2 separate regions of the Homo sapiens genome follow, and region 1 is linked to region 2. Evidence: chromatin loops called from intact Hi-C (ENCODE). Cell type or tissue: dorsolateral prefrontal cortex. All regions are shown on one strand. Each heading gives the region's core, and the rest is flanking DNA. Links, peaks and the distances in the headings are about the cores only.

Region 1 (16,786 bases), core at 3,549-11,548, 60 kb after region 2:
TTATTTATATATTATATATATATATAAAGTCAGAGAATATGCTACAACATGTCAACATGTTCTAGCAGTCAGAGAAAGGAGGCCCAGCAAAAGATACTAAGAAGGAACAGTCCGAACAATAGAAGAATCAGAAGTTGAACATTTGTGGAAGTCAAAACTAAGAGCTTTAGAAGGAAACAGTCAAGAATTCAGATGCTACAAAGAGGTCAAATGAAGTAAAGACTATCAATTTGCAACCAGAACACCATTTTTTACTTTAGCTAGGGAAATATATATATATATATGTATGTATGTATGTATGTATGTATGTATGTATGTATTTTTTTTTTTTTTGAGACAGAGTCTTGCTCTTTTGTCCAGGCTGGAGTGCAGTGGCACGATCTCGGCTCACTGCAAGTTCCGCCTCCCAGGTTCACGCCATTCTCCTGCCTCAGCCTCCCAAGTAGCTGGGACTACAGGTGCCCACCACCTTGCCCAGCTAATTTTTTGTATTTTTAGTAGAGACGGGGTTTCACCGTGTTAGCCAGGATGGTCTCATCTCCTGACCTCGTGATCTGCCCACCTCAGCCTCCCAAAGTGCTGGGATTACAGGCATGAGCCACCGTGCCTGGCCTCTATTTCTTCTTAAGTCAGTTGTTTCAACAGTTGGTATCTTTCTAGGAATTTGTCCATTTCATCTAAGCTGACTTTTTTTTTTTTTTTGAGACAGGGTCTCACTCTGTTGCCCAGACTGGAGTGCAGTGGTGCAATCATAGCTCACTGCAACCTCCACCTCCTAGGCTCAGGTGATCCTCCCACTTCAGCCTCTCGAGTAGCTGGGACTACAGGTGTGCACCACCATGCATGGCTAATTTTTCTATTTTTTTTTGTAGAGATGGTGTTTCACCATGTTGCCCAGGCTGGTCTTGAACTCCTGAGGTCAAGCAATCCACTCACCTCAGCCCCCCAAAGTGCTAGGATTATAGGCATGAGCCACCAAGCCCAGCTGATTTGTTGATGTATAGTTGTTCATAATATTCCTTTATAATCATTTTTATTTTTTTTTAAGACAGGGTCTTGCTCTGTTGCCCAGGCTGAAATGCATTGGCACAATCATGGCTCACTGCAGCCTTGACATCCTGGGCTCAAGTGATCCTCCTGCCTCAGCCTCCTAAGTAGCTGGGACCACAGGCTCATGCTACCACATCCGGCTAATTTTTTATGTTTAGTAGAAATGAGGTCTCACTATGTTGTCCATGCTGGTACTGAACTCCTGGGCTAAAGCAATCCTCCCACCTCAGCATACCAAAGTGCTGGGATTATAGGCGTGAGTCACCATGCCCAGCCCATTTTTGTTTCTTAAGGGACTGTAGTAATGTTCCTTTCTTTCACTTCTGATTCTAGTCATTTCAGTCTTCTCTTTTTCTCTTCTCTCTCTCGTCAATCTAGCTAAAGATCTGTCAATGTTGTCGATTTTTTCAAAGAACTATCTTTTGGTTTCACTGATATCCTCTATTGTTTTTCTATTCTCTATTTCATAATTTCTGCTATAATCTTTATTTCCTTCTTTCTGCTTGGCTTCAAGACACTAGAAGAGGAAGAACAAACTAAAACTGAAGCAAGCAGAAAGAAGGAAATAACAAATATTATAGCAGAAATTATGAAATAGAGGATAGAAAAACAACCAACTATAATGGAATGAAATTGGAAATCAAGAGTAGGAAACATTCGGGAAATTCACAAATATGTGAAAATTAAACAACACACTAATAAATAAATAATGAAACAAGACATCAAAAGTGAATTCAGAAAATACTTTCAAATGAATGAAAATGAAAATACGGCATACTAAAACTCATGATATGCAGCCAAAGCATGCTTAGAGAGAAATTTATAGCTGTAAAATGCCCACAGTTAGAAAGATCTCGTATCAATAACCTAAGGAGCTATGACTACAGGCGCATGCCACCATGCCCAGCTAAAAGCTAGATTCTTCTAGTGAAGTTTATTTCTCCATATTTACAGTGTTCAGCCTCTAATGTGATTCCTCTGGAACAGGCAGCTTCGGTATGCCTACAGTTAGTTACCTTGGGATCACAGTGTTTTTGCTAGGACTTTCTTCCTCTCATTTACTGACCATACTCAGCCGTTAAACTCCACTAGTTGCTGGCTGATTGCCCTTTTGTTTTGAATAATGCCCTGGGGCACAAATTGGTCTACAAACAATACAATCAAATTCTGGTTCCTTTGAAGAAATAATTTTTGCCATCAGTGTTTTTTTGTTTTATTTTTGTTTTTATTTAAGACAGGGTCTCCCTATGTTGCCTATGCTGACCTCCAACTCCTAGGCTCGAGCCATCCTCCTGCCTGAATAGCTAGAATTACAGGTGTGCACCCAGCCAGTGATTTATTTTCATTCTAATCCCAGAGAAGCTCTTTCTAAATTAATTCATTGGTTCTCCCCCTGCGAACTAGCAAACCTACCATTTGGCCTGTTTCATGAATCTCTTCTCAAATGTCCTTTACCACAACCTCCACTGTTCTTTTTCTTTTTTCTTTTCCCTCTACTGTTCTTGAGAGTACAATCAGGTTTGAACTTCTTCACTCCCTGTTGCAAATGAAGTCAGTTCCTTTGGGAAGAAATTAGGAGCTGTTTTATGGTTTGTTTTTCTCCACAGGTAAAAATCTCAGAGTTAGGGCTCTGGAGCTGGGGTTGGGGACAACAGCAAACTTCTCTGAGTGACGCTCCCACTCTAGGAACTGAGAGTTTGGTGGATGGAGAGCGGGGGAGGACAGCAGCCTGGGGTCCTCTCAGCTTGCCTCTCCTAGCAGCAAAAGACAGTGAAACCACTGTCTTAATACCCAAGGCAAGAGTGATCTGGGTCCTAGTATTCTCGGCATACCTGATCAAGTTCCACAAGTGGGGGCTGAGTAGAAGAAGGGGCCCCCATCTCTTAACTGCACTTCTCCAGGACTCAGCAATAGGCAGCTCGGGGCAGAATGAGAATTGCTGATGTCCAAATCCTCCTGGGAAGAAAGCTGCTATTCAGATGCTGGAGAGAATTGAGGAGAAGTGACAAATAAAAATTACAGGAGACCATTGTTTTCGAATAAACTTCTGCACTAGGCACCAACAGACCAAACTAAATATCAAAATGGAGTCACTCATGCTAAAGTTCCAAAGCGAAAACTAGGTTGTTATCTGACCTGAGAAATCAGGAGAAAGAGATAACAGCCAATTTCCCAAACAGCCCAGTCTAAAATCTTTAACTGGCACAATGATGAAGTTCCCTCTGCTTTAATCCTTACTAAAAAAGGTAGCCCGAAGTAACCTGATGTTAACTGGTTAATTTTCTATTGTTCTGTTTAAAAGTAACCAATACACTGTTCAGACTTCTTAAGCCCTTCTGTCCATAAGCCAAACTCTTCTGCTCAACTTACTGGAACACTTATTCTATGAAATGAAATGTTGTCCGATTCTAGAATCGCAAATAAAGCCAACTGGGATCATCAAACTAAACTTGCAATTTTGTCTTTTGACAGAAGGAAGCCCTGCGTTCTTGGCTGCAGTAGCCTGGACGGGAATTTCCACCTTGCTGACCAGACTTTGTTTCTTACCGAATTTGCACAGATGTTCTTGAATAATGTTCCTTCATTTTCTGCTTACTCTTAGGACGATTTCCAGAGACTTTAAATGACTGGGTTTTGTTTTCTTTAATAGTTTTCACTTGTTTCAGCAAGCAAGGCAGGTCAGCAGAGCTCCTCACACCTTGACGGCAGAAGTTGATCTCTCTCTCACATGAAGGCGTAAGGAAGCACTGTGCTAGAGCTCTATATATGCGATCTCATTTAATCTTCACAACTATAATACAAATATTCTAGATCTTACCTTATACAGACCTGGAACCTGTGCACCAGAATCATCTAGTAATTTGCTCTAAGTAAAAGGGCAAATAGGTGACAGAGATCTGATTCAAACCTAGGTCTAAATACATCCAAAGCCCAGGTTTTCTTGACTAAGCCCCTTTCATCTTTTTTACACAGACATTTTTAAAAATCAGAGCTCATGAGACAGTTCTATCCCTGTGCAGTCTCAATAATTTCTTTAGGTAATACACTATTTTCTTCCACATCTGGATCTTTTATAATAATATTACTTAATAGTATCAATAATAACATTTCAAATTCTATTGTTATATATTACATAATATGTGTTACAATATATAATTATAGGTTGGTGCAAAAGTAATTGCGGTTTTTGCCATTACTTTCAATGACAAAAGCCACAATTACTTTTTCACCAACCTAAAATATTTTGTTTTTAAAATAACATTATCAGAAGTGGTATTCTGTTTGTTCATCCCTTGAGGTACATTCACATGAAGTCCAGGACCAAGAAACGGATCTCTCTAATACTGCTTCCTGCTGGGTGCAGTAGCTCATGCCTATAATCCCAACACTTTGGGAGGCCAAGGCAGGAGGATTGCTACAGCCCAGGAGTTCACAACCAGCCTGGGCAACATAATGAGACCTAATCGCTATAAAAATTTAAAAATTAGCCTGGCATGGTGGTGTATACCTACAGTCCCAGCTACTCAGGAAGCTAAGGCAGGAGGATTACTTGAGCCCAGGAAGCTGGGGGTGCACTGAGCTGTGATCCCGTTACTGCACTTCACCTGGTCAACAGAGCCAAGACCCTAGCTCAAAAAAGAATAAATAAATAAATAAATAAATAAATAAATAAATAAATAAATAAAATCTGCTTTCTTAAAGAGTAAGGTAGATTGATGTGCCCTGTGTTTGGGTCTTTTTTTATTACAAACATTAAGATGACATGATCTTTTTTCTCCCCAAATTACCATTGTTTCCCCACCAATAAATGTCGTTCTATGAAATAAAATACCTAACAGGCAGCTCAAGGATTTGGGAGATGTTTGACTTTTTATAGAATAAAACTTGTAAAAAGGTATCTTCCAGCCTGAACAATATAGTGAGACCCCCGTCTCTACTAAAAATTTAAAAATTAGCCAGGTATGCTAGTGCACAGCTATAGTATCAGCTACTCAGATGGCTGAGGCAGGAGGATCACTTGAGCCCAGGAGTTCGAGGCTGCAGTGAGCTAGGATTGCACCACTGCATTCCAGCCAGGGCAGCAGAGCAATACCTTGTCCAAAGAAAAAACCTTATCTAGATAATGAAAGTTTTCTATTTGCCTTTGTATACATTTGTGATCTTAATTAAGGCAGGTTTATCATAACATGTGCCTGGAATGTCAGACCATAGTATAGTCTCCCAATAACATGACTGCTATTTCTCTCTCTCCAAATATTCTCTCTTGTGCTTTCATTTTCTGGTTCATAAATTTCCATATAACCATGCCCTCCAGGAAGATTTCCCTGATCTCCAAGAGTTAACCAAACTGCCATCTGCACTACTGTTCTCTACTATACAGAGTTTTACAGTTTCCATTCTCATCTTCAAAGTAATATGTTGATTTCCCTGTCTGTTTTCCACCAGATTTCTCCACGGAAAGGAAAACCAGTGTCTTAATTGAGTCAGCATCTCCAAGGCACATGATTGGCATATAATTATCATACATAGTGAAGGCCTACTATACCTTCTTGACAAACAATGCTATCCTTCAAATCTTGTAATGCTTTCATTTCTTTAAAATAAAGTATCCCCTCCCATACTATATTGAGTATAAATTTCTATCACCATTAGCTTTGACATTAACTAATCACATATACAAAGCCAATTAAATATAAAATTAAGAAATAATGATACCTCTTTTAAAAAGGACTAGCACTTACCCTAAAGATACTTTGACACACAAAAAAACACTAGATCGCTAGGGAAACTTTAAAAACACAAACACACACACACACACATCCATGCAGCCACAACTGACTAGTCATTAATAAGAAGATTCATTTTAAAAGTGATTCTATGCTTTTAAATACATTTTATCGTGCAGGAAGGAGCAAATGTTTAAAATAAAAATTAAAAAATTTTAAACTAGCAAGTGTTCATATTGATAAATTTTTTTTAAAATGAGGAAATTAGACAAATAAAGTATATAAAGAAACTTTTCTCTGTAGTTAGTTGCCAAAAGAAAAAATAAAAGACACATCAATTTAGATTTGGAAGTTTACCCTTTAACTCTACTTGGCTCCATTTATCACTGTTAGAAAAAAAATCGTTTTGTCAGTTTTTAGCATCTTAAAAATCAGATTTGTCAGTAACAAAGTCTCTTGCTTATTTCTGACATTGTGCTAAAGCTAAGTGTGAGAGGAAAATATAGCTACTGAAGGCAGAACCCCCAAAATTACAAGAATTACTGAGGGGAACTGTGAACACATGGTAAATAATATAGTTACATGTTATATTTAAACAAAGTTTAAGGAACGCACTCGGGTGAGATTATGTGCTCTAAGTGGCTCTTTCTGACACAACAGAGGCCCACACACTTGTGTGAGTTCTGTCGCACTTGGTAACCTCAATTAAAACCTGCAAACAGGAAAGACCCTAAGTCCCACGTTCAGAAAGGATGCTTGTTTTTGGAGATCTTTAATCTCAACTGTCAGCGCCTGACTGAAATAAACAAAACACCTTTGCTAAGGAAACAAATGTGTTAAAGGGATTTTACTAGATTAATCAAAACAAATTAAAATGCCTTTGTTGATAGAAAATGGCAGGATTGAAGAACAGCATCAAGTGACTGCTGCTCAAGTGACAAAGGCACTGAACAGCTATTTTAGGTTTGCCATAGTGTGCTCAATAGCTGTTTAAAGAATGCAATAAATGTACTTACCAAATATTTCCCCTCCACTAGCATATTCTGTCACCAGATAAATCATCCGTTCTGTCTCCATAACCTGGTGCAAAGGCAGGAAAGTGACAGACAGTGACACAAATGACAGGCTGATACAGGAAGATAAACTAATGACTCCTCTTTTCTCATTTGAAATATTAATAACCACTATAGATTAAAGAAAATTTAAAACATTTTTGGGGAAACAAATATAAATGTTATTAAGAAGAAAGGGAAAATTAGATATTCCTCCAAGTTCTTAAAAGTAGGAAACATTTATTGCTTGAGAGAGATAGGCTTTTTGATGTTCCATGAGGTCTCTGCAATCTCTTAAGCTCCATAAAACTGAGAGGCAAAGAAGTTGTCAAGAACCAAAACTTAAACTTCAGATTCAACATCAATCATCTGAAGCACAAAAATGCCCTATCAAATCAAAAAAAAAAAAACTAAAGCAAAAAGAAGCCTTTGGGGAAAATAATGGGAGTCACATAAGAACGCCACAGAAATCACATATGTCTTTCTTTTTTTTATAGAAATGACAACTTTCCTTTCCACTGCCCATTTATTTGAAAAAAAGAGAACAGTAATTTAAAATACTCAACCTTTTAAAGTAACGTAAGTGATTTGTGTTTTGTCTTGGTCCCTTTGTTGCTCCTTTTTAAAATTCATTGTAGTATGTTGTCAGTCCTTTCTTCCTTTTTACATTTTCCATCAAACATTTTTAAAAGTAATAATGATTACATACACTCATTATAAAACAAAAGACCAAAGGCTTTCCTCTTCCCAATCTCCTCCATCTCAATCCCCAGAGGAACACTGTTCTCTGCTTATTGTATATCTTTCTACAACAGTGCTGTCCAATAGAAATATAATATGAACTGCATATATTATTTTAACTTTTCTAGTAGCCACATTTAAAAAGGAAAAAGGAAAAGGTGAAGATAATTCTAATACTACTTTTTATTTACCCCAATATATCCAAAATACTATCATTTCAACAATTCTTTTTAAAATTATTTTTAGTTTTACACTTAAATTAATTAAAACTAAATACAATTAAAAATTCAGTTCCGGCCAGGCGCAGTGGCTCACGCCTGTAATCCCAGCACTTTGGGAGGCCGAGGTGGGTGGATCACTTGAGATTAGGAGTTCGAGACCAGCCTGGCCAACACAGTGAAACCCCGTTTCTACTAAAAATACAAAAATTAGCTGGGCGTGGTGGCACATGCCTGTGATCCCAGCTACTTGGAAGGCTGAGGCAGTAGAATCACTTGAACCCAGGAGGCGCAGGCTGCAGTGAGCAGAGATCATGCCACTGCACTCCAGCCCGGGCAACAGAGTGAGACTTCGTCTCAAAAATAAATAAATAAATAAATAAATAAAATTTAAAAAACCCAGCTGCCAGAAAGCAAAATTAAAGCTTGAAAGAAGGCACTGCTCAAAGCTAGCACTGGACCTGTGGAAATCCTCATAGGCTAATCTTGGGTAAGACAGGCAAACTTGCAGAATTCAGTTACAAGGGTAATAGCTATAAGTCAACCTCTTGAGAAAGGTCAGCCTAAGCCCCACAATTATTTAAAGATGATTTATTTTAAAAGGTAAGGTCAAGAAATTTATTCAGCCCATCAGGATAGGAAGGAAGCTGAGGTTAGACACCTGTGAGCTCACAGATATAGGTCTTCAGGCAGCACCAGGAAGCTTTCATAAGTTTGCTTGTGGGGCAGAAGGTAGGCGTTGTTCAACATAATTTAGGCTGATAAATTTCAACAGGTCTGCTCCTGTTGACCTAATTTCATTATGTGAGCAGCTGATGCCAGGGAAGAGCTCTAACGCTGTAGTTTTAACCACACATGTTAATATCACAACATGTTTTCTTTTCCATAAAACTAAGAGGCTACGAAAGCTTGCCCATAGAGCCTTGGGTGTACTTTCTCCACTTTTACACATGGTCCTATGTCTGGGCCAGTAACCATTTACTGCAGACTAACAGCAGCAAAATAACCAAGTGGGTGGCCACGTCCTTCAGAACTAAGAGATGGCTGTTCTGGCAGAAAGCAGCAAGTAGAGTTGGGCCTATGCAGAGGCAAAGTTCTCGGCTGCCAACACATTGCAATTTGAGAAGCATCCCGAAGCCCCACCTCTCCCAAAATATCTCTTTCACCAGCCTGCTAAGGCAAGGTCCTCTCCTCCTATCCCGCTTGAAATTCCAGCCATCAGATTTACTGCTTTTGTAGTTATGCTAGGGAATCATTTTGATGATGGCATGAAATATGCATGTTTCTTGGGAAGACCAAAAAAAAAAAAAACTAAAATAGAAATCTCTCCTATTGGAGAGATCTGGTCACTTGATCTGGTCTCTTGATTATCAAAATAATTACTACCTTGGAAAACTAAGTCTACAATCCTATTAGAATAGAAAAGAGGTAGGTTTTGATTGATCCAAGAAGCAGTCCTTTGCCATAACAATTTATAACATGATCACAGAAACTAGTATTCAAATAATGCTATTAAAAAAATGTTATATTCATCTCTAACTTTTCACCTCTCTAAATTCTCTTCTTTTTGAGTTTCCCATCCTGTGTTAGAACTCTGAACTAAATAAAATAAATTCTCATCATCTTCTGAATTAACATTTTGTGTAGTTGTTGCTAAGAATGGCATCAAATTTTAAAGAACAAATTAAAAAGACCTACCTGGGTAAGGAAAACGTACTAGTAAATGGCCAGGGGAAACTTGAGGATACTAAGTGCTGAGCGCGTAAACAGAAGGGTAGGAAAGATAGCAGGATTAACATAGAAACAAAAAAAGTCACAGATGTTCACCCACCCACATTTCTTCAAAGGGAGCCATACATACAATATTCTGGGTTCTTTGCAGCTATCTGCTATACACTAATGATCCTACCTGGTAGAGCCTGATGATATGGGGGTGGCAAAGCATCTTCATAATTTGAACTTCCCGGAAAATCTTCTTCAAGTTTTCTTCATCCAGCTGGGTCTTATCTATGATCTTGATAGCAACCTGACAACAGAGGGAAAAAAATTACTCTGATGCATTATTAAAAGCAGTTTACTAAGAAAAATTAGGTTCACTTTAAAACATTACGTTCCATAAAATATAAGCTGCCAGTATTCTGTTTACAGAATGTCAATGAGGAAAATTAATTTACTCTTTTTAAAAAGATAGGAAATGGATTCCTAGCAAGTTGGTCTCAAAGGAACAGACTCCAAAAGCTAATGGGTCTTCTGCCATTTCTTCAATTGCTTATACGGTAAAATCCTATGAAAAAATACTTTATTACTCCATAGATGTCGTTACGGTCTGGGTCAAATCATGTTTCAGTGCAGAGTGGTATACAGGGTCTCTCATTAAGACAAGAAGCTTTAAATAAAATAAAAAATTTTTAAAAAGGCAAGAAGCTTGTATCATAAATACATGGTGTCTTACTAAGGTTCTATGAGAACTTTCACAGGGGCTTTACACATCTCACCAGATGCTTGTAGAACTCAATAATAATAATAATAGTAGCAGTGATGGTGGTGGCAGCAGCAGTAGCAGCATCTACCATATACGAAATGTTTACTATGGGCCAGGCATAACTCTTAGTGGTTTGGAAGTACTAACTCATTTAAACCTCCTAACACCCACCTTATCATTAACCTTGCTTTAGAAATACAGAAACTGAGGCACACAGAGATTAAGTAATTAACCCAAGATTAAGTAATTTACACCTAGTATGTGGCAGGTGCAGGATTGAAGCCTAGGTAGCTTGGCTTTAGAATCAAATTCTTAATAAGAATGTTATAAGAATCTGAAGATCTTTCTTTAGCATACATGCACTGCATCATAAAACATATCTTTCCAATGTGCCCCCTTTTAATAAGATACTCATCAGCAAATACATTTTAATGAAGAATGAACGATGAAGGACTTTTAAAAATTTACTAAATCTAAACTTCCTCAGTGAAATACTTAAAATATTTGTGTTGCTCCAAAATATGTCTATATCTCAGTTTCAATTATGTAATCAGTATGGAAGCAATACTGGTTAGATGAAGAACCTAGACTAGTCAAACTCTAGTCCTCTCCAAATCTTAACATTCTAAGATTCTATGCACCAGAGAGGTAAAGGGAACATATACAGTACTTACTGAGGAAAAAATCAGGAAAACAAAATTACAAAAGTAAAAATGTTTAGCTCAGAGAAATAAAGACTGTTTGGAGCCATACGTGGCAGATTATTCAGATGTATAAATGGCTGGCATAAAAGTAACTTTATCTGAAGCTGTTTCAGGTGTTAAAATGAGGACCCACGGGAGAAAGGCACAGGGAGATAAATTTCAGCTGTACTCAAAGAGCATTCAAGCCATGCCTAACGAGGGAGTGTGATGAAAGGAGCTGGGTGTGGCTGGAGCTACAAGGATTAATCAGACACAGCCTAAACTTCAAGGAGATCACAGTCTAAAAAGGAAAAAAGATGTGTGGAACTGAAAACAATGCAGCATTGGAAGTACAAGCAATGGAGCTATGTACCAGGTATAACAACAGACAGAGGATGGTGAATGACCTTCACCTACAGGAGAAGAGGTAGAAAAAGTCTGGGAAAGACTTGACAAAGAAAGCAGAATTTCACTACAGAGAGAACTGGGATAGGCAGAGAAGAAGGTAGAGAATTTAATGAGGATCTCACCAGCTGCTTGGTTTCCTGTAAGAAGTCTTGGATAATATAACCCTTGACCACCTGCATTTCTACTTCTCCTCATTACTGCACCAGATCACATACAAGACCTTAACTCCACAACTGGTCTAGCATCTGCTCCTGCTTCTCTCAGGACAGCTCCCAAAACAACAACAAAAAAAATCATGGTACACAATGTCTCTTCCTAGAACAAATAGCTTGGTCTTAATAGTCATTATTAATAAAATCTTACATGTGAATGGCACCTTGTAATGTACAGAATGCTTTCATAAATATAACAAGCTTAGAAACTTGCAGATATATCCCCATAGCAGAGCTGCCAAACAGCTGTAATCCCAGCACTTTCGGAGGCCAAGGAGGGCAGACTGATTGAGTCCAGGAGTTCAAGACCAGCATGGGCAATATGGTGAAACCCCATCTCTACTAAAAAACTTTTTAAAAATTAGCCGAGCATGGTAGCATGTGTCTGTAGTCCCAGCTACTCAGGAGGCTGAGGTGGAAGGACAGTTTGATCCCGGGAGCTGAAGTTGCAGTGAGCTATGATCGTGCCAGCAACAGAATGAGACCCTGTCTCAAAAGAAAAAAAAAGAACTTCCAAACAAGTGTGTTGGAAATGGGTTACAAGCAATAATGGATCACCTCCAATCTCAACTTTCTGTGCATGCCATGATGTGCAAAAGGTGGGAAGAACTGCTAGGATTTATTTACCTTAATAACAGAGGGCATCAACTGTCTAAGGCCTGTGCCTGAAATCTTCCACCTCTGCCCACCCCCTACTAATTGATGGCATGTACAATGTAACTGGGGAAAAGCGGGTGACCTTCAGGTTAACTTATGAAATTTGTGCATTCTTTCACCTCCAAGAGATCACAGGGAGTCATATAGTGGGGCCTCCCTGATTCACAAGGCACTCACTCTAAATTTCATTTGCATTCTGAAGCAATAGGATCTTCATAATGGTAAACAGAGATTGTGTGGCTCCCAGTCAGCCACACAATCACGTGGGTAGATAACAATAGAGTGAATTAAATGCATTTCTGACTTACCATATTTTCAACTTATAATGGGTTTATTGGGACGTAACCCATCATAAGTCAAGAAATATCTGTACTAGCAATAATGCCTTTTGTTGGCTATAATTAACAATAATTTATTACATATTTCAAAATGGCTGAAGGAGATTTGAAATGTCACCAACAGAAAGACATGATAAATGTTTGGGGTAATGGATATCCTAATTACCCTGATTTGATCATTACATGTTGTATCCATGCAGCAAAATATCAAATGTACCCCATAAATATGTACTATAATAAATAAATACATACATACATGAATTTTACAAACAAATGTACTTCATCTTTTCAGGAAAAATTGCATTGAATATAATCTGTTCTTAGAAGGCACGTACAAAGAAGTTTTAATAGATTAAAACATCAAACTCCTGTCTACTCTTCAGTGAGAGTTCAGATTCCAGAAGACATTGAAAAGTGAAGCTTTGGGCCAGGCACGGTGGTTCACGCCTGTAATTCCAGCACTTTGGGAGTTAAAGGCAGGCGGATGGCTTGAGGCGAGGAGTTCAAGACCAGCCTGGGCAACAAAGTGAGACCTCATCTCTACAAAAAATAAAAAAATTAGCCAGGTGTGGTAGTGTGTGCCTGTAGTCCCAGTTACTCAGGAAGCTGAGACAGAAGGATTGCATGAGCCTAGCAAGGGTGAAGTGAGCCGTGATCACGCCACTGCATTGCAATCTGTGCAACAGAATGAGACACTTTCTCCAAAACAAAAAAACAAAACAAAACAAAAAAACCAAAGTGAAGCTTTATTTAGCAGTTGAATATAGTACTGAAAGCAAGGACTCTGAAGACAAGCTACTTAGATTCAAAATCTTGGAACTATCCCTTAATATATAACCTAGAACAGGTTACTTAATTTTCCAATGGCTCCCTATCTGTAAAATGTGGGCAACAATGGAACCTACTTTAAAGTGATTTTGGGGATTAACAAAGCTAATACATGCAACCTGATTAATATAATGCCTGGCACAGTAAACAGGCAATATATGTTAATTACAGGTAGTGCTGTTGTTATTTTATTTTCTTCTGGAATCAAGCCTTCAACTTTAGGCATTCCTTGGCAAGGATTAGATTTGCTTCACTAAGCAACATAATCCTGGATCTGAAACACATCAATTCCTTATTCAAGGGACAAATTGAGGGACCAAGAAGCAAAATAGCTAACAATTTGTGGGCAGCATTCAGAACCAACTGGCTGCCGCCAGCTGATGTGGGAAGAACATGGAAAGAACAGAGCTGGAAAAAAAATAAACGCATTCCATTCAGGAAAGTCACAGTGAGCCATAGGATGGAACCCACAGCAAGACCCGACCCTGAGGGCTGTGGCAGAGAGACACTGGTCTACTTCTTCACAGCAGGCCAGGCTCCCCTTGCCAACCCTACCTACTAGCTAACACCTGAGAGGAGAGAACTTACTGTTGCTTGGCAATGGCATAACTGCCTGATAAGACCACTTAACAGGGAAAGGAACTCAGCTCCTACCTTAGCTGCAAACTGGAAAGTGGGAGTTTTCTAAAAAGCAGAAAAATAAAGTTGGAACAGAGAAACTGCCAAGTCAGACAGCAGGTGGCTGGCACACAGGTATGATTGTTTTGAGAATATCTAAACAGATAAATGAGTATGAGTTTCACAGCTACAGATTACTGAAGACTATATAATAAAGGTTTTGGTGTAAAGTACACACCAGTTGCTTGAAAAACTGAATGTGTCCACAACAAAGGTAAATCAGTAGGTAAAGAAAAGATAAACTCTCAAAGAATGTTATTATATTGGGGTTGAAAATCTATAAATCTCCTAATTGTACTTACATATGAAAATTATAACAAAGCAGAAAACTTCCAACATGTTACCAAGAGACCATATATTTCCTAAGTTTGCCTGTTCTACACAGAATTCTTTTATCTTCCAAAGAGCATGATTTTGTAAATTGACATTCTAATATTAATTAAACATGACACTGTATCAAGTATGCTACTAAAGAGATAACAGATTGTGAGAGTCCTTAATTTCCCTACTCAAGACATTCCCATTCAACAAATTCTTCTGTTTCAATTGGCATGTGGTAGGAAAAAAATTAAATTTAGATCATGCCAAATTTAAAGTCATAGTTCTTTATTATTCATTCTATGAGAGGAAAAATTACTATTTCTCCCTTTTAATTCTCACTTCTAAAAAACACAGTTCTTTTTAACTCAACTCACTTTTGTAAGCACAATAATGTTCATAGTGAATGAAGCTGAAAAAAATAGTGGTTTCTTCACAACAGGCAATAAATTCACTTGCATATTCTGACACCATATTTGTAAGCAAGATACGGCAACAGAGTAAAAGACAATGAACTAAGGGACAGTTCAGCATTAAGATCAAAACAAACCACCCTTCCCCATCAGAAATAAATGCCCTATAGCAGATAGTACGGATTCAGGGATATGCCAGGACAAATGGACAGTTCAAGAAAGAACTACGTAGGAGGGAAATGCAAAGATCACAAGGGCTCAAATTCTTCCAAGACGAGAAAGAGGATCTCCTTACACTGGTATGCAGATGAACATACAGTAATTTCAAAGAATATAGTGAGCAGACTGCATGCTTTTTAGAAGGAAAGAGAAAACATTACAGTTTGAAGAAAAGCTTATTTTTTTAAAAAATTTGTTTTAAGGAAAGAGCTCTATTTCTTTTAGAAATGTCTTTAGAATTTAGGCAGATATCAAACATTTTGTCATTGTAAGCTTTTTTCAATGGGGTTATGTTTTTATACTAACTTCTGTAGCAAAATTTTTATTCTCTATTTTTATGACAAAGCTTATCTACTCTAGAACATTCTCGGCTCAGCTCTACAACTATTTTATGATCTAGATCTGTACAGTGTAATACAGTAGGCACCAGCCACGTGTAACTATCCAGACTGATGCGCTATAAATGTAAAATATATACCAGATTTCAAAGATAGTAATATAAAAAAGAATTAAACTATCTCCCTGATACATTTTTATATTGATTACATGTGGAAATTATAATATTTTAGATATATTAGGCTAAACAAAAGATATTAAAACTAATTTCACCACTTTTTACTTTTTTAATATGATTATTTAAAAATTGTAAATAATATATGTGCCCTCTTTCTCTTGGACGGCACTGATCCACATAATGCCAACAGGCTACATAATTAATCTACCAGTTAAAGGACGTATTCCTTGAAAATGACTTCTGAAATCATTGACTTGATATTGAGAATTGCCAACTGTCTATCTCACAGAAACCTGGCCCAAGTTACAAGGCTCTCAATGCTCAAACATTGCCTTGGGAGAAAATCTCAAATAAGGTCTCAAAAGTTATATTCTAGGAGCTCAATTTAATTCAATTTTTAAAATGTCTATTGAGCAACTGACTGGTTTACTGTACTGCCCTTGTGTGCAGCCATTCCCAGGAGGGGTTCTCTCAGAGAATTAAGTCTTACAGCCTTAAGACAGCAGTTCCCAAACTGTTTGGTCTCAGGACTCCTTCTCTTAAAAGTTAGGAGAAACTTCAAAGAAGTTTTGATTATGTGAGTAATATCTTTCAATATTTGCTTAGAAATCAAATTAAAAATCAGAAATTAAGACAAAAATTTAAAAGACACGTGTATACAACCACACATCTCCTTGGTCATCAGAGCAATTGCAGCATCATACATAGCATAGTCTCTGGAAATCTCTATTTTATAATTGTGAGAGACTATGAATGAAAAGTGAAAATAATGTTGTGGCATTTCTTTAAAAATGGTTTTGACCTAGGGGACCCACTGAAACAGTATTGGAGTCTATGACATCCCTGAATCAAACTCTGAGAACAACTGCCCTTAAAGCATCACTGTATGTAATGAATTGACTTCTCTTCAATGCATCTAGAATAGTACCATGTTTGGGAGAACTGAGAAAATAGTCACTCAATTTTCTTTTCTATAGGGCATAATGCTTTCACAGGACCCAGCTAAGAATGGCTGGCTAGAAAGGAACTTAAGTACCTTTGGAATCAGCCTTAATGAAAAAACATTTTTATTTAAAATTTACTAGAAAATAGAATTGTCAACAGAAAACAAATTTAAAAGAACCCCAAACCAACACAAGCTAGGCTCTTGAATGCAACCTGTTACACATTAAATGGCCATGATTAATAACGTGCCACATGACCAAGGTCAGGATGTAGGCTGGCCACATTCTTGGGAAGATCCTAACG
Region 2 (16,786 bases), core at 4,556-12,555:
CCTCTAAGTAGAAGCTTTTTGGCAGTAGCTGCAGGTTACATTCTCCATCAGAAGCATTATGTAAGCCTGGGTTTTGCGTTCCCAGTAATAAAATGCTCATGCAGTATTACAATTAATTAAGTCACAATGAAGTCTAATCAATAAAGACTCAAAAATATTGTCCACAAGAGATCTCTATGCCTTCACTAACGCTGCAGTTTTTTCACTGTAAATTAATTTTCCTTCAGTTAAATAAACGATCTTAGTATGTCTGCTAGCAGGTGGTACAACAGGGGAATAGGGTAAACTAGGCTTTAAGTATGTTGTTAAAAAAATATATTGAATGAATCTGGTGCTCAAAAAATTTAAGTTATTTGCATCCATCGGTGGAAGGGCAGATCAGAGGAAATATTTGCCAACACATGAAGCCAGGCCAGGTTTCACCTTCCACAACAGCTCAAGAAAACAGCAAGTTTCAACTTTTAATCCTTCTATAATTTAGACTCAGGGTTTTATCAAACTGCTCTTTGGGATGCTCTGAGAAGTTTAATCCAAAAACACTGGCCTGGATCAAACTTATTTTACTTAAGGAATAGGAAGCAAACTCTACAGTAGATCAAAACACCCTTTTACACCTAAAAGTCATTTGACTTGGTCACCTTCACAATAACTCATATAACAAAACTACATAAAACCATGGCTGGGCGTGATGGCTCACGCCTATGATCCCAGCATTTTGGGAGGCAGAGCCAGGCGGATTGCTTGAACCTAGGAGTTCAAGACCAGCCTGGGCAACATGATGAAAATCTTGTCTCTACACTAAAAAAAAAAAAAAAAAAAAAGTATATAAAACCAAGTGGTTTGATGAATAAATAATTTAGATCATGTTAATAATATAATACAAGAGTCTGGCAGGGCACGGTGGCTCACGTCTGTAATCCCAGCACTTTGGGAAGCCGAGGCGGGCAGATCACTTGAGGCCAGGAGTTCAAGACCAGCCTGGCCAACATGACGAGACCCCGTCTCCACTAAAAATACAAAAATTAGCTGGGTGTGGTGGCACGCACCTGTAGTCCCAGCCACCCAGGAGGCTGAGGCAAGAGAATCACTTGAACCCAGGAGGCGGAAGTTGCCGTGAGCTGAGGTCGCACCACTGCACTCCAGCCTGGGCGGCAAAATCTGTCTCCCAAAAAAAAAAAAAAACAAGAGTCTGATATAAGATTCCATAGTTAAGTAGTGATGACTCAGTTTTTCATTCAAAAACACTTACTGAATGCTTATGTCTTACCAGGGGCTGTCAGGTTTTATGGAAGGTATTGAGTGTAAAACACAGCTCTGATAATCAAGAGGCTTACATTCTAGTGGGGAGAGGAGGAAGACACATACATAATTATAAAAACTAGGTGGTATACAATCAACCTAGCCTCAAATAAATCCTCTTTTAAATGTATGCCACTGTCATTCCAACTTGAAAATATATGTCTTTAGTACATCTCAGGATGCCTATGAAAGGAAACTTGTGTCAAACAAACAACACCAGGCATAGAAATATACATGAATTGTGAGGATACTTCATTCCACACATTACTGACAATAGAGAGCAGCTTAGAATTCTTGAGCTAACTATATCCATTTGCAGAGCATGGCCTCCCACACAGCTGTATGTAGCTACTCTGGAATTCAACTTGGCTAGAAGCAGCTACATGGTAGAGGCTTTGCCCTCTGGTCTTCCAAGTGATCATTTAGAACACTATACCAGCTCTGCTGGAGTTTCTAGACCCTTCAGGAAGAAAAACAGATAAACTCAGCTCAAGCCTATGACAACAGCTGAGAAAAGGAAGGATCTTGTGCATAAGGAATTCTCTCAATCACGCTATCTCCCGTAATACAGCAATAGCAGCTGGCCTCACAGGCTGAAAAGCAGCCAGCACTCGCCTCCATCAGAAGACTATGCTCCAGGTCTACTGAGATACAACTGTGCCCAGAAACACGAGGCGTAAGCAGAAAAAGGACTCTGGGACAGACTCTAAACTTCCTTCACCTGACACTTTCTGGTACTTGAAGGTTGTCTAAGCTAAGAAAAGCCTAAATAACCGATGAATTCATTTTCTGCTATGCCTTATCCTTTTGAAGTATTCTCTAATGGGCCTTGGGATTTAGGCCTATGACATTCAGCAATGCCAAGCACATGTATATTACCAAGGGCCAGAGAGATCATATTGGTAATATAGCAAGTATCTACTGACTTCCTACCCTGGTTGTTTCTCATTCTCTGTACTAATCATACAAAAACTTGTATTGCTACTTAGGGAATTATTTAACTGGGATTAAAGAGCGACTACGTTTAGGATAATCCTGTTGGCTTTCTCTGAGTCTTGAAGCTTTCAGGTTAACTAACATCATATTACAAATAATAGTTCTAAGCAGTTAGACTGTTAGTTTATTTCTAAGCACTAATAGACAGTGTGGCTGACAGCATGCTTAGCTGTTTTCTAGGACCCCCTATCTGAAGCCGGCTCCGGGAAGGGTTCAGTAAGAATCTCTTGCCATGGTGTGAGGTGATGGGGGTGGAGGATAGAAAAGATCCAAGTTGCTCACAGGAAACACTGTGGACATTGGAAAAGTAAAGGAAGTGGTTTATCTTGCTCTTTTTGCAACAGTATGGTGTAGTAAAACAAACACTAAATTTGAATACTGACCTAGTTACTTATTACCTGTGTGGCTTTGGCAAGTTAACTCATTTCTCTAAACTTCAGCTTCCAAAACTTCATCAGCAAGATGATAAAATATGTGCTATTACCTATTCTAAAATATAGTTATGTAGCTCAAATTAGATTAAGTAAAAGAAAATAATTTAGGTTGCGTATGCTGGCTTCTGCCCATAATCCCAGCACTCTGGGAGGCCAAGGTGGGAGGATTGCTTGAGGCCAAGAGTTCAAGACCAGACTGGGCAATGTAGTGAGACTCATCTCTACAAAAAATCTTTTAAAAAATTAGCTTGGAATGGTGGCACAGGCCTATAGTCCTAGCTACTTTGGAGCCTGAGGTAGGAGGGTTGTTTGAACCCAGGAGTTTGAGGCTACAGTGAGCTATGGTCATACCACTAGGCTCTAGCTTAGGTGACAGAGCAAGACCCTGTCGCCAAAAATATAAAAACTGAAAAATTGAAATATTTTTAAAAAATATATTGGCTGGGTGCAGTGGCTCACACCTGTAATCCCAAAACTTTGGGAGGCCGTGGTGGGCGGACTGCTTGAGTCCAGGAGTTCAAGACCAGCCTGGGCAACATAATAAGATCCCATCTCTACAAAAAAATACAAAAATTAGGTGGGCGTGGTGGCGTGCGCCTGTAGACCAAGCTACTCAGGAGGCTGAGGTGGGAGGATGGCTTGGGCCCAGGAGGCGGAGGCTGCAGTGAGCCAAGATCACGCCACTGCACTCCAGCCTGGGCGACAGAGATCCTGTCTCAAAAAATAAACCTATTAAAAAAGAAATTATTTTATAAACTCAAAAGCCCTAAACAAATGTAATTATTTGATATTACTACTGATATTATGATTTGGATAAGACTACTCTCCAGAGGGGCTTTTGGAGTCAGTGTTCGAACAACCCTATGCATTAATTCATTCAACAAATATTTACTGAGTGCCTACTAGAACTCAGGCACCGTCCAAAGCCCTGGGAACATAACAGTAAACAAAAACCAAATGCTTATTATGGTCAAGTGGTGATAGGAGGTGAGGAGACAATAAAGTAAGTGCTATGAAGAAAAAGCAGAATTACAGAAAGAGAATGATGGGGGTAGCCAGGACAGGCCTCTCTGAGGGGACCTATGACTCCTCTCTGAGGGGAATGTATGTGTTTGGCAAGTCTGAGAAACAGCAAGGAAGGCCCTGTGACTGGAGCTCAGAACCGGAGGTGAACAGTAACAGGAAATGAGACCAAAGAAGGGGCAATGACAGCTGTGCCTTGTAGGCCATAGTAATAATGACTCCTTGAATTTTATTCTGAATGTAAACAAATGCCACTGGGGATGGGGTGGTTCTGATTCAGATTTCATATTTACTAAGTCCTACTACACACCAGATCCTGTGGTAGGTTATTGACAGTTGTGAAAAAGACATGTTTCGTCTGTACTTTCACTAAGTTCAGTCTGGTGTGGAAGACATACAATGAAAGAAGTAGTTACAATATAAAGCTTGGTAAGCACCACGATAAGAGAAAGTTTAGAGACATGAAGAGTGAATAGAAATTATCTAGATTCTTATTTCTATCCAATCTAATTTTTTTTATTCTGAATTCTAGAATACAGGAGTGGGTGGAGTGGGGTGGGATAGGGAAGATGTATTCTCGGCAGTGGGAAATGCTCCAGAAAACAGAACTTGTTCAGGGAACGAGAAGAAAATTAGGGTGACTGGTGGGAGAGTGGGAGCTGGGGCTGAAGAGCTAGGCAGGAGTCAGGTTATAAAGGTATTTCTATGTCATTGTTTCTGAAATAGCAGATAGGAGATCAATTTAGTAAGTCGAAATCAGCATTTTTTAAAATGGAATAGAATAAAATATATTGAAATGCACTGTACATAGTAAGGTAAGTTTTGCTTTTTTAAAAAAATTGTTTGCTGGCTGGGCGCAGTGGCTCATGGAGGTCAAGGAGGGAGGATCGCTTAAGGTTAGGAATTCAAGACCAGCTTGGTCAACAGAGAGAGAGTCCATCTCTATAAAAAAATGTTTAAAAATTAGACGGGCATGATGGTGCTTGGTGCTTGCCTGTAGTCCCAGCTACTTGGGAGGCTGAGGTGGGAGGACTGCCTGAGCCCAGGAACTGGAGATTGCAGGAAGCTATGATCACATCACTGCACTCCAGCCTGGGTGACAGAGCGAGACTCCGTCTCAAAAAAAAGTCTTTTGTTTTCAGTCATGGTGGTATACGCCTCTAGTCTCAGCTACTTGGGAGACTGAGGCAGGAGGGTCACTTGAACCCAGGAGTTCGAGTTCAGTCTGGACAAAATAGCAAGACCCCATCTCTAAATCAAGCAAACAAAGCTTTTGTTCATTTGTATCTATATATGCGTGTTCTGGGTCACAGTATAAAATGTACTTTTTTCTTATCATAGCCAAAAATGTTTGTAAGCCAATGCTTTGCCACCTTATGGAGTAAACTTTACCTTAGAGGCAATGGTAAACCACTGAAAAGTTTCAGGCTAGAAAATGATATAATCAGATTTGTGTGTTTAAGTAAGAGAGAGAGAAAGAGAGAGAAAATGTACGTGTATGTGTGTGTGTGGTATGTTTTATTTATTTATATGTTTGTGTTCTGGAAAGATTAGTCATGTAGCAAAGTTGACAATAGATTAGAGGGGGACAAGACTGGAGCCAGGAATCCATATAATTGGCTATTGTTTAATTGAGGCAAGGGAAGATGATAGTATGGTCTTAGAAGTGCCTACATGAATGGAGGGTTGAATTGACAGGATTTGGTAACTGATCAGCTGTGGCACTGGTGAGAGAGGAAACATCAAGGCTTGTGCTGGCCTTGGTCAGATGGTGATGCTATTCACTAAGGCAGCAAATACAGAATAGAGCAAATCTAGGGAGGGGGAAGTCAAGTTCATTTCTGAATATGTCTCCATTGATCTGACTTCAATACATGAAAGTGAAGATAATGGTTAGCAAATACTTGGATATGTCGCCCTAGATCGAGAGGTCTGGGACAAAAAGTTAACTGAGGACTGATCACCACAGTGATCAGTGAAGCTACAGCAGTAAATAACATGGCTCCAGAAAGATGTTGTAAAGATGAAAAGATCTAAAGGATGAGCAGAGAAAAATAAGTCTGGTAGAGAAGATGGAGAAGGTGCTTCCAGAGGACAGGAGGAAAACTGGAGAATATGGCGTCTCAGAAGCAATGAGAAAAAGTGTTTTAAAATGTAATGAGTGACTCAACAATAAGAAAATAAAACAACCTGAAGTTAAAAACGACCAATAGACCTGAAGAGACACCTCAACAAAGATATATAGATGGCAAATAAGCATAAGAAAAGATGCTCATCCTCATACATCATTAGAGAATTAAAAATTAAAACAACAATGAAATATCACTATATACCTATTAGAGTGGCCAAAATCCAAAATGCTGACACCACCAAATGCTGACAAGGATGTGGCGCAGCAGAAGCTCTCACTCATTGCTGGCAGGAATGCAAAATAGCATAGCCACTTTGGAAGACAGTTTGGCAGTTTCCTACAAAACTATCCATGCTCTTACCATATGATCCAGGAATTGTGCTCCTTAGTGTTTAACCAAATGAATTAAAAATTTATGTCCACACAAAAACCTGCACAAAGATGTTACAGTAGCTTTATTCATAATTGTCAAAATTTGGAAGCAACCAAGTCATCCGTAGGTGAAAGGATAAAGGGTGGTACATCCAGGCAAGGAAATATTATTCAGTGCTAAAAAGAAACGGGCTCTCAAGCCATGAAGAGACATGGAGGAACCTTATTGCATATTACTATTTGAAAAACACCAATCTGAAAAGGCTGCATCCTGTATGTTTCTACCCATATGACATTCTGGAAAAGGAAAAACTTGTGGAGACAGTGAAAGGATCAGTAGTTGCAGGGGGTTAGGGAGAAATGGATAAACAGGCAGAGCACAGAGGATTTGGGGGCAGTGAAACAATTTTATATGTATTATAGTGGTGAATACATGTCACTATACATTTACCAAAACCCACAGAATGTGTAACACTGAGAGAAAACCCAAATGTAAGCTATGGACTTTGGGTGATAATGTGTCAATGCATGTTCATTGATTGTAACAAACATACCACTCTGGTGGGGCACATTGATTATGACAGGGGTCAGCAGGGGAGGGAGGCAGGACAGCACAGAGGGTACATGCAAACTGTGTACCTTCCACTCAATACTGCTGTGAATCTAAAGCTGCTCTAACATATAACTCTAAAGAGACAGGGCACAGTAGCTCACACCAATAGTCCCAGCACTTTGGGAGGCCAAGGCAGGCAGATCGCCTGAACTCAAGAGTTTGAGATCAGCCTGGACAACATGGCAAAACCCCATCTCTACCAAAAAAAAAAATTAGTCAGGCATAGTGGTGTGTGCCTGCAGCTCCAGCTATTTGGGAGGCTAAGGGAGGATCACTTGAGCCTGGGAGGTCCAGCTGCAGTGAGCCACGATCACACCACTGCATTCCAACCTGAGCAACAGAGCAAGACCCAGTCCCAAAAAAGGGAGTTAGGGAGGAAGGGAGGAAAGGAGAGAGGGAGGGAGGGCAAGGGTGAAGTGTTAATCACTGCTGGGCAGTGATTAAGAAAAAGACTAAGGATATGCAGTTGATCAATAACGAGATCACTGGTGACCCTGGCCAGAGCAATACTGGACCACTTCTCTGCTTCCTTTTATAGTAAACTGGAAAGAGCGTGTCGTCTATTTTCCTTCTATTCCTTTTTTGTTGCAACCACATGATTAAGCTTTTGCTCCTGTTCCTCTGCCAAAAGTGTACTTCAGAATCATTAATGATCTAGGAAGGTGAGGGTGTGGGGGGATAAAAAAGAAACAAAATCATTAACGATCTCCACATTTCTAAATGCAACATTCAGTTCTCAGTCCTCTTACCTGACTTGGCAGCAGCATTCACTCCCCACAGCTCCTCACTCCCTCCTCCCTCCTCCTGGGAACAGTCTCTTCACTTGTCTCCTAGGACAGCAGGCCCTCTGGCTTACCTCACCAGCAACTCTTATGATACCTCTTCACCTGCTTGTTCTCTAAATAGCGGTATGTTCCAGAGTTTAATTCATGGACCTCTTCTCTTCTCTGTAACCACTGCCTAAAAAGTGAGCTCACCTCATGGCTTTAACTATTATCTATACACTGGGGATTCCAAACATACATCCCCAACCCAGAATTCTCTCCTAAATGCGACTGCCAATTCATATCTTAACTCTGATGTCTAATGTGCACCTCAAACATGACATGTCTAAAACATCTCTCCAAAATGTAAGTATTCTTCCCCAGTCATCCCCATCTCAGTTGGCAGTAAAACCATCCTTCCATTTGCTCAGGATAGAAACTCTGGAGTCTTTCTTTCATATCAAATCCAACACTAAATGTTATTGGAGCCAAAATACCTGGGTTCAAATTCTACTTCAGCCACTTGGTAGCAGTGTTATCTTGGGAAAATTGCCTAATCTCTCCTGGCTTCAGTTTTATCACCAGTAAAATGGAGACAATAATCTTGTGTATCTCATAGGGTTGTTAAAATAATGAAGTGAGTTAATGTTTGTGAAGTGCTTTGAACAGTGCCTGCCACACATGGTAGGTAGCATCTCTTGAATCTGATCACTTCTTACCATCTCCATCTCGACACCCCAGACTGGGAACCAGCCACCAACATCTCTTATCTGGACTATTGTAAAAGTCTCCTCCTAACTGGTGTCCCTCCTTCAGCCTTTGTACCTTTTAGCCTACCGGCAACATAGCAGCCAAAGTGATCTTTTTTAAACAAAAGTCACTGCAAAATTTTTCAATTTTTTTGTATGTTTGAAATTTTTCATCATAAAATTTGGAAAAAATAAAACTCAGATTACATCACTCCTGTCAAAACCCTCCAATCCTGTATACTTCAGTCACAGTAAAATCTAAAGTCTTTACATTAACTAGGCCCTAAAATTAAGCTCCCTCTTACCTCTCTGACCTCATCTCTCTTCCTCATCTCTCACCGCTCCTTCCTTCCAGGCACGCAGGCCTCCTTCCCGTTCCTTCACATGCAGCCATGCTCCATCCCCGCGGCCTCTGCGCTGACCCCTCAACAGCCAGGGGGTGCTCTTCCCCGGACTGCACAGCATTCACCCTCACCTTCTTTCAGGCTTTGCTGAAAGGTCCCTTTCTCCATGAAGGGGTTTTCATGTAACTTACCAACCACTATCCTAACTCCTTCTCTATTTTATTTGTCCCACAGCATTTAGCACTATCTTCTACACTATGACGTTATCAGTTCAAAGGAGCCAAGTTAAATCTACTCCAAGGTTCACCTCTTTGTTCTAAAATGCAATTACCATGGGCTTCTACCTTGTTGTCAACCCAGTGGACACATGTTCTTCCTTAAAATGAAAACAGATGATTAAGCAAAACTATATGACTTTTTGCGTTCTCTAAAATGTTCCCTTCTTATGTGCAAATAAATGGTGATAAAATACTGTTAATTCTGAGTATCTTGTATCTATTTTCGGTGTTAAATTTTTCCAAGACCTGCCTACCTTACTGCCCACTCGTTAAATAAAATTTTTTAAATTTGATTCTGGAGGACAAAGAGCACAGAAATAGGAAATGAAGCAGTAGCAAGACTAAGATGCAAAGCCTACTTTATCCTTGGCATTTAAAACCACATTGCAATGAGAACCCAATAAGTGGAAATATCCTGAAAAAGGGTAGGAAGACAGAAGTGAAACAAAAGCATTTATTGCATTACTGCTATGCCATGGGCCTACTGAGTCTTCACATACATTATCTCATTTAATCCTTACAGTAATAGCAGCCCTCACAAAACTCTCAGCCAATTTATAGATGAGGACACTAAAGCTGAGACAGACTTAGGGCCCAGATTCAAACCCAAGTAGGGCTCTCTGATGCCAAAACCTATATACTGTTTCTACAGAACCTTGCCTCCTGGAGGCATCAGGTCAGCAAGCTGGAGTTAAAAAAGGTTGTAAGTGGGCCATTTATACTCCATCACTAAATTCCTGGGATAACTGAGTGGGTCTAACTTTCATGAACCCATTCATAGCTGTGTGCTAGCGACTCCCTTACCTGTGGACATAAAAAATGGGATGCGGAACTTTCCACTCAGCACGCGGGCCCGCAGATTCTGCAGTGTGCTTCCATCAAATGGCAGGGCACCGCACACAAGCACGTAGAGGACAACTCCAAGGCTCTGCATCCCAAACAGAGAGGATGTACAATTAATCACATCAGGGGAAACAAAAAAGACTACTGTAGTGTGTGTATGCAGATGATGGTGAGTCATGCATACGATTATGGAACAAACTTTTTCTTCCATCTTAGAACAGTTAACAATCTTCTTTGCTTCTAGGCATTAATTTAGGGTAACATCCTGAATTTTTCTCAGTACTCATTCTCTGGGGATAAGGTAAGTGGCCACAGTAGAAATAATCTCTCTTCTTGGCAACGGCCCCCATCCAAGCTGGCCCTTGGGCTTCTTTTGCAAATGCAAAGGGGAAATTTGAAATATGTGGCTCAGTCCACAAGGTAAGTATTGGAGGAAAGATTTTGCACGAGTAGGCCGGGTGCAGTGGCTCATGCCTATAATCCCAGCATTTTGGGAGGCCAAGGCGGGAGGATCACCTGAGGTCAGGAGTTTGAGACCAGCCTGGCCAACATGGTGAAACCCTGTCTCTATTAAAAATACAAAAAATTAGCCAAGTGTGGTGGCTTGTGCCTGTAATCCCAACTACTTGTGAGGCTGAGGCAGGAGAATCACTTGAACCTGGGAGGTGGAGGTTGCAGTGTGCCAAGATCATCCTGCTGCTCTCCAGCCTGGGCGACAGAGTGAGACTCTGTTTCAAAAAAAAAAAAAAAAAAAGGCTTTGCACAGGAATTGGGACTTGAAAGAACAGGTGACCAGGATCTCAATTCATGTTGCATCATTATGTATCCTTCAGGATGCGAATAGCTGTCATCAACCAAGGGTAGCTAATGCTGTGGGGTATAAGAGAAGGCAGTTACTTACCCAGATGTCCACTTTGGGCCCATCATATTCTTTTCCTTCAAAGAGTTCAGGTGCAGCATAGGGAGGGCTGCCACACCAGGTCTTCAGCAGCTGCCCAGGAGTGAAGAGGTTACTGAAACCAAAATCTAGAAAGGCAAATGGACATAATTCGTATTATTGTAACCTTTTATTATAACTGAGCAAACACTAGTCTCTAGTCACTAAAGATTCCAAATCATTGTCTGAATATTAAATGCAAAAAGAGAACATTTAGAAACCACATAGCCAGACACTTAAAACAATAATAGTGAAACAGAGATATAGATGAGCTGAAATATAAACATGATCAGTTTATGTCAGCAAAAATAGTACTGCTCCCTTCATAAACCTAGGCAGAATAAAGCGAGTGGTACTTGTTCCTTTAAGAATGCAAATGGGCCTGGGGGCAGTGGCTCATGCCTGTAATCCCATCACTTTGTGAGGCCGAGGTGGGCGGATCACGAGGTCAGGAGATCATTCTGACCAACATGTTGAAACCTCCTCTCCACCAACATACAAAAAATTAGCCGGGCGTGGTGGCGTGCGCCTGTAGTCCCAGGTACTCGGGAGGCTGAGGCAGGGGAATTGCTTGAACCTGGGAGGCAGAGATTACAGGGAGCCAAGATGGCGCCACTGCACTCCAGCCTGGGCGACAGAGCAAGACTCCGTCTCCAAAAAAAAAAAAGAATGCAAATGAAACTGGATGATGTTAAGACCACATTAGAATCAGGAAACACATGTAAGCCTACTCAGCTGGACCCAGAATTTTTTTTTTTATTATACTTTAAGTTTTAGGGTACATGTGCACAATGTGCAGGTTAGTTACATATGTATACATGTGCCATGCTGGTGCGCTGCACCCACTAACTCGTCATCTAGCATTAGGTATATCTCCCAATGCTATCCCTCCCCCGTCCCCCCACCCCACAACAGTCCCCAGAGTGTGATGTTCCCCTTCCTGTGTCCATGTGTTCTCATTGTTCAATTCCCACCTATGAGTGAGAACATGCGATGTTTGGTTTTTTGTTCTTGCGATAGTTTACTGAGAATGATGATTTCCAATTTCATCCATGTCCCTACAAAGGACATGAACTCATCATTTTCTATGGCTGCATAGTATTCCATGGTGTATATGTGACACATTTTCTTAATCCAGTCTATCATTGTTGGACATTTGGGTTGGTTCCAAGTCTTTGCTATTGTGAATAGTGCCGCAATAAACATACGTGTGCATGTGTCTTTATAGCAACATGATTTATAGTCCTTTGGGTATATACCCAGTAATGGGATGGCTGGGTCAAATGGTATTTCTAGTTCTAGATCCCTGAGGAATCACCACACTGACTTCCACAATGGTGGAACTAGTTTACAGTCCCACCAACAGTGTAAAAGTGTTCCTATTTCTCCACATCCTCTCCAGCACCTGTTGTTTCCTGACTTTTTAATGATTGCCATTCTAACTGGTGTGAGATGGTATCTCATTGTGGTTTTGATTTGCATTTCTCTGATGGCCAGTGATGGTGAGCATTTTTTCATGTGTTTTTTGGCTGCATAAATGTCTTCTTTTGAGAAGTGTCTGTTCATGTCCTTTGCCCACTTTTTGATGGTGTTGTTTTTTTCTTGTAAATTTGTTTGAGTTCATTGTAGATTCTGGATATTAGCCCTTTGTCAGATGAGTAGGTTGCGAAAATTTTCTCCCATTTTGTAGGTTGCCTGTTCACTCTCATGGTAGTTTCTTTTGCTGTGCAGAAGCTCTTTAGTTTAATTAGATCCCACTTGTCAATTTTGGCTTTTGTTGCCATTGCTTTTGGTGTTTTAGACATGAAGTCCTTGCCCATGCCTATGTCCTGAATGGTAATGCCTAGGTTTTCTTCTAGGGTTTTTATGGTTTTAGGTCTAAGGTTTAGGTCTTTAATCCATCGTGAATTGATTTTTGTGTAAGGTGTAAGGAAGGGATCCAGTTTCAGCTTTCTACATATGGCTAGCCAGTTTTCCCAGCACCATTTATTAAATAGGGAATCCTTTCCCCATTGCTTGTTTTTCTCAGGTTTGTCAAAGATCAGATAGTTGTAGATATGCAGCGTTATTTCTGAGGGCTCTGTTCTGTTCCATTGATCTATATCTCTGTTTTGGTACCAGTACCATGCTGTTTTGGTTACTGTAGCCTTGTAGTATAGTTCGAAGTCAGGTAGTGTGATGCCTCCAGCTTTGTTCTTTTGGCTTGGACCCAGAATTTTTATGTTATATTTACTTCTTATGACAAACACATCTATGACCATTTAAAAATTAGACAAAGTGACATTATTATAATTAAGTAGTTTATTCAAAAGGAAGAATATGCAACTTATTTACAAACTGAAGCAAGAATGCTTACATTTTAATTTTAACTCTCCTTGTGCTTCAATTTTCCTCCCTTCTTCTCTCCCTCTCCTACTGCTACAAGACGCAGCAGATGGGAGGTAGCAGGGATGAGTCTTCAGGAGCTACACTAAGACAATGAGCAAGGATGGCTGGCCAAAGGATTGAGTCTCTGGTGTAGAAATGCTTTTATTTATGTATGTGTACCCATGTGACAGGCTAGAAATCCCTCATGCCCCAGGGACACCATGCTCCCTGAAATCACAGCATCTGAAAATGTTAAGCACCCACCTACTCTCTGAAACCCGTCCCTCTCTTTTCCAGTTTTACTCTTGTTGACAACTCTCCTTTTGCTATTTGCTTTCCTTCTTTCTACCTTCTACAGAAGGTGTTTTTCAGCAGGCTCTGCTGATTTTAACTGCCTCTCCTTGCTCTATGTTTTCTCAGGGCTAACTCTTTTAATCTCGCTACTTCTACCAGCATTTGATATAAATACCCCAAATTTATATGTCTGGCCCTGGTACCACTCTTAAGTTCTTGGCATGAATCCCCAATACTTGCTTGGGAAGAAACACCTCAAACCCACCATTTTCCAAAGTCATACCTGCGCTTTCAGTGCTTTTACCCTCATTAGTGACATCACCACCTGTGTTACTAGAAACACTGGAGTCATCTTCAAGTCCTTTCTCCCTCGTTTCCCATTTCAACCTGGTAATAAAACTCTTACTGCTTCAACTCCATGTGTCTTGACTCCACCTCCTCTTTTCTATTTCCATTTCTACCACTGCAGTTCATACTCTTATCATCCCTAGCTTGACTGATGCTATTGCTTACTTCCTATTTCATTTTCCCCTAAGCTATCCATTCATAGCACAAAGTTACACAAACCAGATCCTGTTACCTCCTCGCTCAAAAAACATGGGCTGCCTCCCTTCTACTTACAGAAGAGTCTTCATCTCAGCATTGTCATTTAAGGCCCTTCACAACCCAGCTCCATCCTATGTTTCCAATTTATCCCTGGCCATGCTAGCATCACTAGACTATTCACATCCTGTGTTTACATGCCTTCCACATGCTATTTCCTCTCTGTACCATGCCTTTTCCTTTCTTTTCCATCTTTAAAGTATCACTCATTTTCAAGGCCCAGTCAAATATTACTTCCTGTATGAAGGCTTAACTGATTTCCACCAGAAAACACCATGTCAATGGCTTCCTCCTCCGTGCTTCCACAGCCTTTTGTTTACGCCTCTACATCCCATTACTGTTCTGTCATATACATATACATATATATTATTTATTTTTTTTTTTTTTTTGAGACAGAGTTTCACTCTTGTTGCCTAGGCTGGAGTGCAGTGGTGCGATCTTGGCTCACCGCAACCTCCACCTCCCAGGTTCAAGAGATTCTCCTGCCTCAGCCTCCCAGGTAGCTGGGATTACAGGCATGCATCACCATGCCTGGCTAATTTTTGTATTTTTAGTAGAGACGGGGTTTCTCCATGTTGGTCAGGCTGGTCTCGAACTCCCGACATCAGGTGATCAGCCCACCTCGGCCTCCCAAAGTGCTGGGATTACAGGCGTAAGCCACTGCGCCCAGCCTCTGCCTTATATTATACTTAATTGTATTGTGTGTTTATACCCTCCATTAATTAGTAAATGGAGGAGATACCGTTTTATTTATCCTAGTCTCTACACAGTGGTTCTAATACATAGCAGAGACTCAAGAAAGGGTCACGAAATTAAACTGCAATAAAATAACTGGGCCAATCCTCTTGTCACCTCCTGACTACTGGAGACTTCTCAAACTGACAATGGCAGCTGGCCAGCAACGAGAGCCTCTGCCTCCTAGCTGTCCCTCCCAAGGTTCTAAAATTAACTTAATGATCATAAGGGGTGTGGCAGTCAGGACCACAAATAGAATCATTATAGCTTCTTCTATGAGAAGATGAATACTCTCATTCATTAATGGAAATAAATAATACTTCTTCTGTGAAGTCCTCCTGGATCCCCTACAAGAAATGTCCCCTATCTACTCTGTCTGTACTTTCTTTCCCTTTATTATTTGAATACATAAATAATGTATTCTTCTAGCTCCTGAAAAACATCCTCTCTTGTAAAGATCTACCCTCTCTCTCTAGTTCCTTACCTTATTCTTCTCTCTTTCACAGTATCTAACAGTGTTTAACACAGTGGGCACTTAATGTTGACTATGAACAAAACTGCATTTAATGCTCTACCAACTAACCTGCAACTTTTGAAACACCGTAACTTTCACTTACAAATTAAAGTCTGCACACACTGGTCACTATTAAGATTTTTTTCTTAGGAGAGTGGGAACAGGTTGCTAAAAATCCCAACAACTGAGATTCAGCAAAGTTGACGTCTCTGGGAATTATCCAGAAGGAAGATCCTTAGGTTTGCAAAAATAAAAGACAGAAAAAAGATCCTTAGATTTGCAAAAAACCTTCACCAGGTCCTTTTCCATGATCAGCCTTCCTCTTCTCTCCAGTGCAGAGGAGAAATGCGAATGATTCTGTTCTGCCTGATGGATTCTGGCACTGGAATGACTGGATAACAAACTCTAGAAGAATCATGGCTAGAAGAATCATGGAGTTTTTTGTTTGTGTTTTCAATGGAGCATGCAACAGGCTAAGCAATGAATTTAAACCAGTTGAGTTTAAATTCGCCTATAAGCAGATAAAATGTACAGACTTCTCATTTTGAACCACTAATGTTTAGTAACCTTTCTAGCATGTTACTTTGCCAGGGAGGTGAAGGCACAAACCTAATAGTGTGAGCTTGTTATTTTATCTACCAAACAGGAAACTGTTACAAAGAAAACAATATCAAAGGGAACCAGCTTCAGCAATGTCTGCAGGCTTAGACTGCTAATAGTTATAAGGATTTTATATGAGAAATGAGTGTATGAGAATGAATGATATATTACAGCCAGACAACTAGAGAGAGCCACATCTGCAGAAGCACCTGCTTCCACTATGTTACATCCAAACAGCTGGCTTCAACAGCTAGACCCAATAACCAAATGCAAGATTTCTGTAAGATTCAACAACAACCAAATACTACTGGCTTGCTCTCATCTCCTATTATGCACCAAACAAAATCCTCTAGTCTCAGAAACCTGTCGAGAGGTCTTCTATAATCATTCCAAGTATTGTTACTCCCAACTCTAAGGTGTACATTCAAGCAAAATCTTGCTATTCCCTGCCTACAAGACACCTTTTACCCCCCAATTATGGGCAGATTCCTTTAATTACTGAGCCTGCGGTATCCTAATTCTTTCTTTAACGTACCAAACCTAACAGGATCTGATCCACTCTCCCTTTTCAATATACATATTATTATAAATTGACGGTTTCATTGAAAGCATATCGCTGTCTTCTCTTCCCTACCAGTGGCTCTTTACTAGTATTTCACATTAATCTTCACTATTGCTATGCATCTTGTAAGTTAAAATTCTGTCTAATTTGCTGCCCATTCAGCTATAACATAACTTATTTTCTGAACATTTAAATTATCCGTGTGGGAAAGCCTCAAATTATTACCATGTACTAAATCTGGAAGTCATTTTGAAAATTCAGTGCCTTCCAATCAATACTTCTGGGACTGAGTAACTGTGATGGGAGAATACCTCCTCTTCATTCTCTT

The links. A loop is a pair of places that touch in the nucleus more often than their neighbours do. Peaks named below come from ENCODE experiments on the same cell type or tissue, not always from the same donor. Only the 100,000 strongest peaks of a DNase experiment are listed, where the experiment ranks them.
Region 1: a loop joins it to region 2, with 2.0 times the contacts of the local background. A loop is called at or near these places in 3 of 110 quality-filtered maps.

What each region holds. Positions count from the first base shown.
Region 1 is chr11:116,947,251-116,964,036 of GRCh38, forward strand. SIK3 (SIK family kinase 3) reads right to left here. Exons shown (of 25, transcript NM_001366686.3): 2 at 9,698-9,814; 3 at 6,794-6,857. Among named protein-coding and RNA genes, the nearest start is that of APOA1, 120 kb to the left of the region's middle. RefSeq lists a silencer at 1,239-1,298. In dorsolateral prefrontal cortex, for the core only: no CTCF peak of the experiment used is centred there; no DNase peak of the experiment used is centred there; H3K27ac peaks cover 5,453 bases.
Region 2 is chr11:116,886,446-116,903,231 of GRCh38, forward strand. It overlaps SIK3 (SIK family kinase 3), which reads right to left. Exons shown (of 25, transcript NM_001366686.3): 5 at 10,748-10,872; 6 at 9,808-9,931. Among named protein-coding and RNA genes, the nearest start is that of APOA1, 57 kb to the left of the region's middle. RefSeq lists enhancers at 4,123-4,182, 8,805-8,884, 9,546-10,047 and a silencer at 14,865-15,065. In dorsolateral prefrontal cortex, for the core only: a CTCF peak has its summit at 8,813; a DNase peak (open chromatin) is centred at 8,811; H3K27ac peaks cover 5,927 bases.